Regions from separate parts of the Homo sapiens genome. Here region 1 is linked to region 2. A link is an interaction called in ENCODE POLR2A ChIA-PET data of the cell type or tissue named here. Cell type or tissue: B cell. All regions are shown on one strand.

Region 1 (2,500 bases), 240 kb before region 2:
TTACAGACATGCGCCACCACCTCGGCTAATTTTGTATTCTTAGTAGAGACGGGCTTTTGTCAGGCTGGTCTTGAACTCCCGATCTCAGGGGATCCACCCACCTAGGCCTCCCAAAGTCTTGGGTTTACAGGCATGAGCCACTGTGCCTGGCTCTATATATTCTTTTATATTTAGAGGCTGGAACAGAAAATTTTGAAGACTGTATTAAATAATAGAGGATTTATTACTCTTCTTACCACGAAGTGGTGTTGACCTTAAGGTTATATTGCCTCATTTAATTGGGTTGGCAGAAGTGATAAGAGAGGTCCTTCAGATTAGAGGGGGCTCTGCTGCCCAGGCCGGAGTGCAGTGGTGAGATCTTGGCTCACTGCAACCTCCACCTCCTGGGTTTAAGTGATTCTCCTGCCTCAGCCTCCCGAGTAGCTGGGACTACAGGTGCGTGCCACCACGCCCAGCTGATTTTTTGTATTTTTATTAGAGATGGGGTTTCAACGTGTTAGCCAGGATTGTCTTGTTCTCCTGACCTCATGATCTGCCCACCTTGGCCTCCCAAAGTGCTGGGATTACAGGAGTAAGCCACCGCACCCAGCTGCTTGTTCTTTTTTAAAAGTAATTTCTTCCTGGGCGCGGTGGCTCACGCCTGTATTCCCAGCACTTTGGGAGGCCAAGGCGGGTGGATCACGAGGTCAGGAGTTCAAGACCAGCCTGGCCAAGATGGTGAAACCCTGTCTCTACTAAAAATACAAAAAAGTAGCCGGGCCTGGTGATGGGCCCCTGTAATCCCAGCTACTTGGGAGGTGGGGGCAGATAACTGCTTGAATCCAGGAGGCGGGAGTTACAGTGAGCCAAGATCGTGCCACTGCACTCCAGCCTGGGCGACAGAGCGAGACTCCATCTCCCAAAAAAAAATAGTAATAATTTCTTTCATTGCAAATTTTATCTCAGGTACAAAAAAGCATATAAAACATGTATAATTTAAAGAATACTATTGCAATGATCATTTTGTATCCACTACCAGATTAAGAAACAAAATGTTTGGCCAGCCGCAGTGGCTCAACACCTGTAATGCCAGCATCTTGGGAGGCTGAGACAGGCAGATCACTGAAGACTGGGCGTTGGAGACCAGCCTGGCCAACATGTGAAACCCTGTCTCTACCAAAAATATAAAAATTAGCCGGTCGTGGTGGTGGGCACCTGTAATCTCCGCTACTTGGGAGGCTGAGGCAGGAGAATTGCTTGAACCTGGGAGGTGGAGGTTGCAGTGAGCTCAGATCACGCCACTGCACTCCATCCTGGGTGACAGAGAGAGACTCTGTCTTGGGGGTGGTGGCGGTGGGGGAACAAAATGTTTGCATTTTTTTCTTCCAGAGGTAGCCTCTGTCCTGATTTGTTTGTGTTTATCTTTCTCTTGCTTTTTTATTTTATTTATTTTTATTTTATTTTATTTTATTTATTTATTTATTTTTATTTTTATTTTTTTTTTTTTTGGTGACGGAGTTTCACTCCTGTTGCCCAGGCTGGAGTGCAATGGCACGATCTTGGCTCACTGCAACCTCTGCCTCCCGGGTCCAAGCGATTCTCCTGCCTCAGCCTCCTGAATAGGTGGGATTACAGGCATCCACCACCACGCCCAGCTTGGTTTTGTATTTTTAGTAGAGACAGGGTTTCACCAGGCTGGTGTCGAACTCCTGACCTCAGGTAATCCACCCACCTTGGCCTCCCAAAGTGCTGGGATTACAAGTGTTAGCCATTGCACCTGGCCTCTTCAGTTTTTCTTGTAGGTCTCAGTTTCATCGGGTATCATTCCTTTCAGCTTGAAGAATTCCCTTTAGCATTTCTTTCTTAGCGCAGGTTTGGTGATGAATTATCTCAATTTTTGTTTACCTGGAAGTACCATTATTTTACTCTTATTAAAAAAAAGAAAACTGGCTGGGAATGGTGGTGCACACCTGTAATCTCAGCATTTTGGGAGGCTGAGGCAGGCAGATCGCTTGAGTTCAGGAGTTTAAGACCAGCTTGGACAACTGGGTGAAACCCTGTCTCTCTTAAAAAAAACAACAACAACCCCCTCCCCTGCCCCCCAAAAAACACAGCTTTGTTGAGATACAGTATATATACTGTAACATTCACCTGTTTTAAGTGTACAGTCGAATGATTTTTAGTATTTACGGAGCTGTGCAGTCATTGCCACAATCTAGTTTTAGAATCTTGTAGCCTTTTGCAGTCACTTTGTATCTTTCTTCTCCCCATCCCTAGACAGCCACTAATCCGCTTTATGTCTATAGATTTGCCTATTCTGGATGTTTCTTGTAAATGGAATCACACAATATATGGTCTTCTGTCTTTTACTTAGTCAGTTGTTGAGGTTCGTTCATGTAGCATCTATCAGTAGGAACCTCTTTCCTTTTTGTTGCTGAATTTGTATTTCGTTGTATGGATGTGCTATGTTTTATTTATCCATTCGTTGATGTATGTTTGGTTGCTTCCACTCCGTGGCAAT
Region 2 (2,500 bases):
GTCTCTGGGTCACTCTTGACCCAGGTACCTAGCATATCTGAGGCAGAGACGTAAAGACCCTTGGACGTGGCCACTACACTGTGGGTTAGGATGGTAGGTGCTTGGGAAAGGGAGATGCAAGGCTTGACTTCCACAGAGCCTGCCCCAGGCTGGATCGAGGGGAAGCTAGCAGGAGGGGGATGCCTAGAAGTCAGGTGCAAGTACATGCATCCTAGAGTCACCAGGGCAGAGGGGCCCCAGGGACCTGTGTGAATCTGCTCTGGCTCCCTCGGTATCCCTGAGCCTGAGGGAGGGCTCCCTTGGGTGGCTCTGTGCCTGGTGGAGACCCTCTCTTCCTCTTTGCAATCTTCCTCTGTCTGGCTTCAGTTTGCTTCTTCTGGCTAGTTCAAGGGAACCTCCCAAGATGTGCTGTAAAGTACTAATGGTATAACTTGGCAATTCCATATATGAATTAAATGCTCTTATTTAAATCTGGTTTTGCATAATATAAAGAACTGCAATATTCATGCTAATAATTCAAGTTTTTATTTTTATTTTTTATTTTATTTTATTTTTTGAGACAGAGTCTCACTCTGTCCCCCAGGCTGGAGTGCAGTGGCGCAAACTTTGGCTCACTGCAAGCTCCGCCTTCCGAGTTCACTCCATTCTCCTGCCTGAGCCTCCAGAGTAGCTGGGACTACAGGCGCCCGCCACCACACCCAGCTAATTTTTTGTATTTTTAGTAGAGACGGGGTTTCACAGTGTTAGCCAGGATGGTCTCGATCTCCTGACCTCATGATCCACCTGACTTGGCCTCCCAAAGTGCTGGGATTACAGGCGTTAGCCACCATGCCCGGCCTATTTTTTTACTTAGAATGATATTAAATAGCAAACAAAAAAACATTACGTGTTGAGAGAGAGAGACTGTGGAAGAAAAGGCTTTATATTTTAGTACCTTTAGTGGTACTTTCTCAGGCATTTTTATTTGGCTCTGGGTGGGCCCTGTGAATTATGTAGTGAGCTCAGTCTGTAGCTCACTGTTGCCTGACAATGCACCAAGCTCCTTAGGTTAAATTCAAGGCTATCAGCCTTTCCAGTTTTTCCTAGAGTTATTGTCCTGCTGAGCCCCAGGTGACAGGTCACCCCCTGCTCTTGTCAGAGGTGTTGGAACCAGAGTGACTCCATCTTGAGTAGCAGCTGGGTAAAATGAGGCTGAGACCTGCTGGGCTGCATTCCCAGGGGGTTAGGCATTCTTAGTTATGTGATAAAACAGGAGGTCACAAAGACCCTGCTGATAAGACAGGACGCAGTAAAGAAGCTGGCCAAAGCCTGCCAAAACCAAGATGGTGACAAAACTGTCCTCACTGCTTATCATATGCTAATTACAATATATTAGCATGCTAAAGGAAACTCCCACCAGTGCCACCACAGTTTACAAATGCCATGGCAACATGCAGAAGTTACCCTATATCATCGAAAAAAGTGAGGAACCCTCAGTTCCAGAACTCCCACCCCTTTTGCAGACAACTTATGAATAATCCACCACTTGTTTAGCATATGATCAAGAAATAACCATAAGTATACTTAGTGGAGCAGCCCATGCTGCTGCTCTGCCTATGGAGTAGCCACCCTTTCATTCCTTGACTTTCTTAATAAACTTGCTTTCACTTAATTCTGTCAGCTTGCTCTTTAATTCCATCCTGTGCGAAGCCAACAACTCATGTGGCTTCCCAGGCTGAACCCCAATTTTGTCACAGGTTCACCCTGTGACACTGTGGCCTTCTCCATTCTGAAAGAAGAGCTCTACCTGCTATTCACCCTGAGACCAGACAAACCCTGCCAATTTTCAAGGCCCAGATAAAATGGATGGATTGAGTGAAGTGATTCTTTGAATTCCAACTCCTCCTAGACAGACAAACAACCCTCCAGGAACTCGCTGCCTCATAGTCTCCTGGTAAAGTATGGCTGTGTCTTTCCTTCTGTTTGACATAGACTGATGCACATTGTCAAGGAGGCAATGAATAATGAATGAAGTGGATTCAGAAATGTTAGACAAAAACAATTACATATCTTTTTCTGGAAATTAGAAAAATATGAAAAAGTACAAATAAGAAAGTAACACTCATCCTTATTCCTACCATCCAGCATCAACAATTGTTAACATCTTGGCATATTTGATTCTAGCTTATTTTTCAAACATCTTTCTTTTTTCTTCTGTAAAAACTATTACTATCATTAATATTAGGCGAACATAATCCCACAGATCTTTCTATGCATAAACACACACACACACACACACACACACACACACACACACACAGTGTTTCTGTTTAATGTTACTTGGGAAAAGACTAAAATAAAGTCAAAGGAGTTGTTAAAATTTAAATTTTTTTGTCCATAAGAAAGTATAATTTCCTATGATATCCCTCTAAGGTTTTAAATAAAACTTATGAAAGATATTAAAAGTTGCAGTATTATATATTCACATAGCATCTTTTAATTTTATACCATATTTACTATT

What was found. ChIA-PET counts read pairs that join two places held together with the same protein. Peaks named below come from ENCODE experiments on the same cell type or tissue, not always from the same donor. Only the 100,000 strongest peaks of a DNase experiment are listed, where the experiment ranks them.
Region 1: POLR2A ChIA-PET joins it to region 2 with 6 read pairs; 9 of 35 experiments call an interaction of 5 or more read pairs at or near these places.

Annotation. Positions count from the first base shown.
Region 1 is chr21:33,473,764-33,476,263 of GRCh38, reverse strand. The region is part of intron 1 of TMEM50B (transmembrane protein 50B); the gene reads left to right. Among named protein-coding and RNA genes, the nearest start is that of TMEM50B, 5.0 kb to the left of the region's middle. In B cell, no CTCF peak of the experiment used is centred here; no DNase peak of the experiment used is centred here.
Region 2 is chr21:33,233,983-33,236,482 of GRCh38, reverse strand. All of the region lies in intron 1 of IFNAR2-IL10RB (IFNAR2-IL10RB readthrough), which reads right to left. The region is part of intron 1 of IFNAR2 (interferon alpha and beta receptor subunit 2); the gene reads right to left. Among named protein-coding and RNA genes, the nearest start is that of IFNAR2-IL10RB, 5.3 kb to the right of the region's middle. RefSeq lists an enhancer at 1,750-1,799. In B cell, no CTCF peak of the experiment used is centred here; no DNase peak of the experiment used is centred here; H3K27ac peaks cover 817 bases.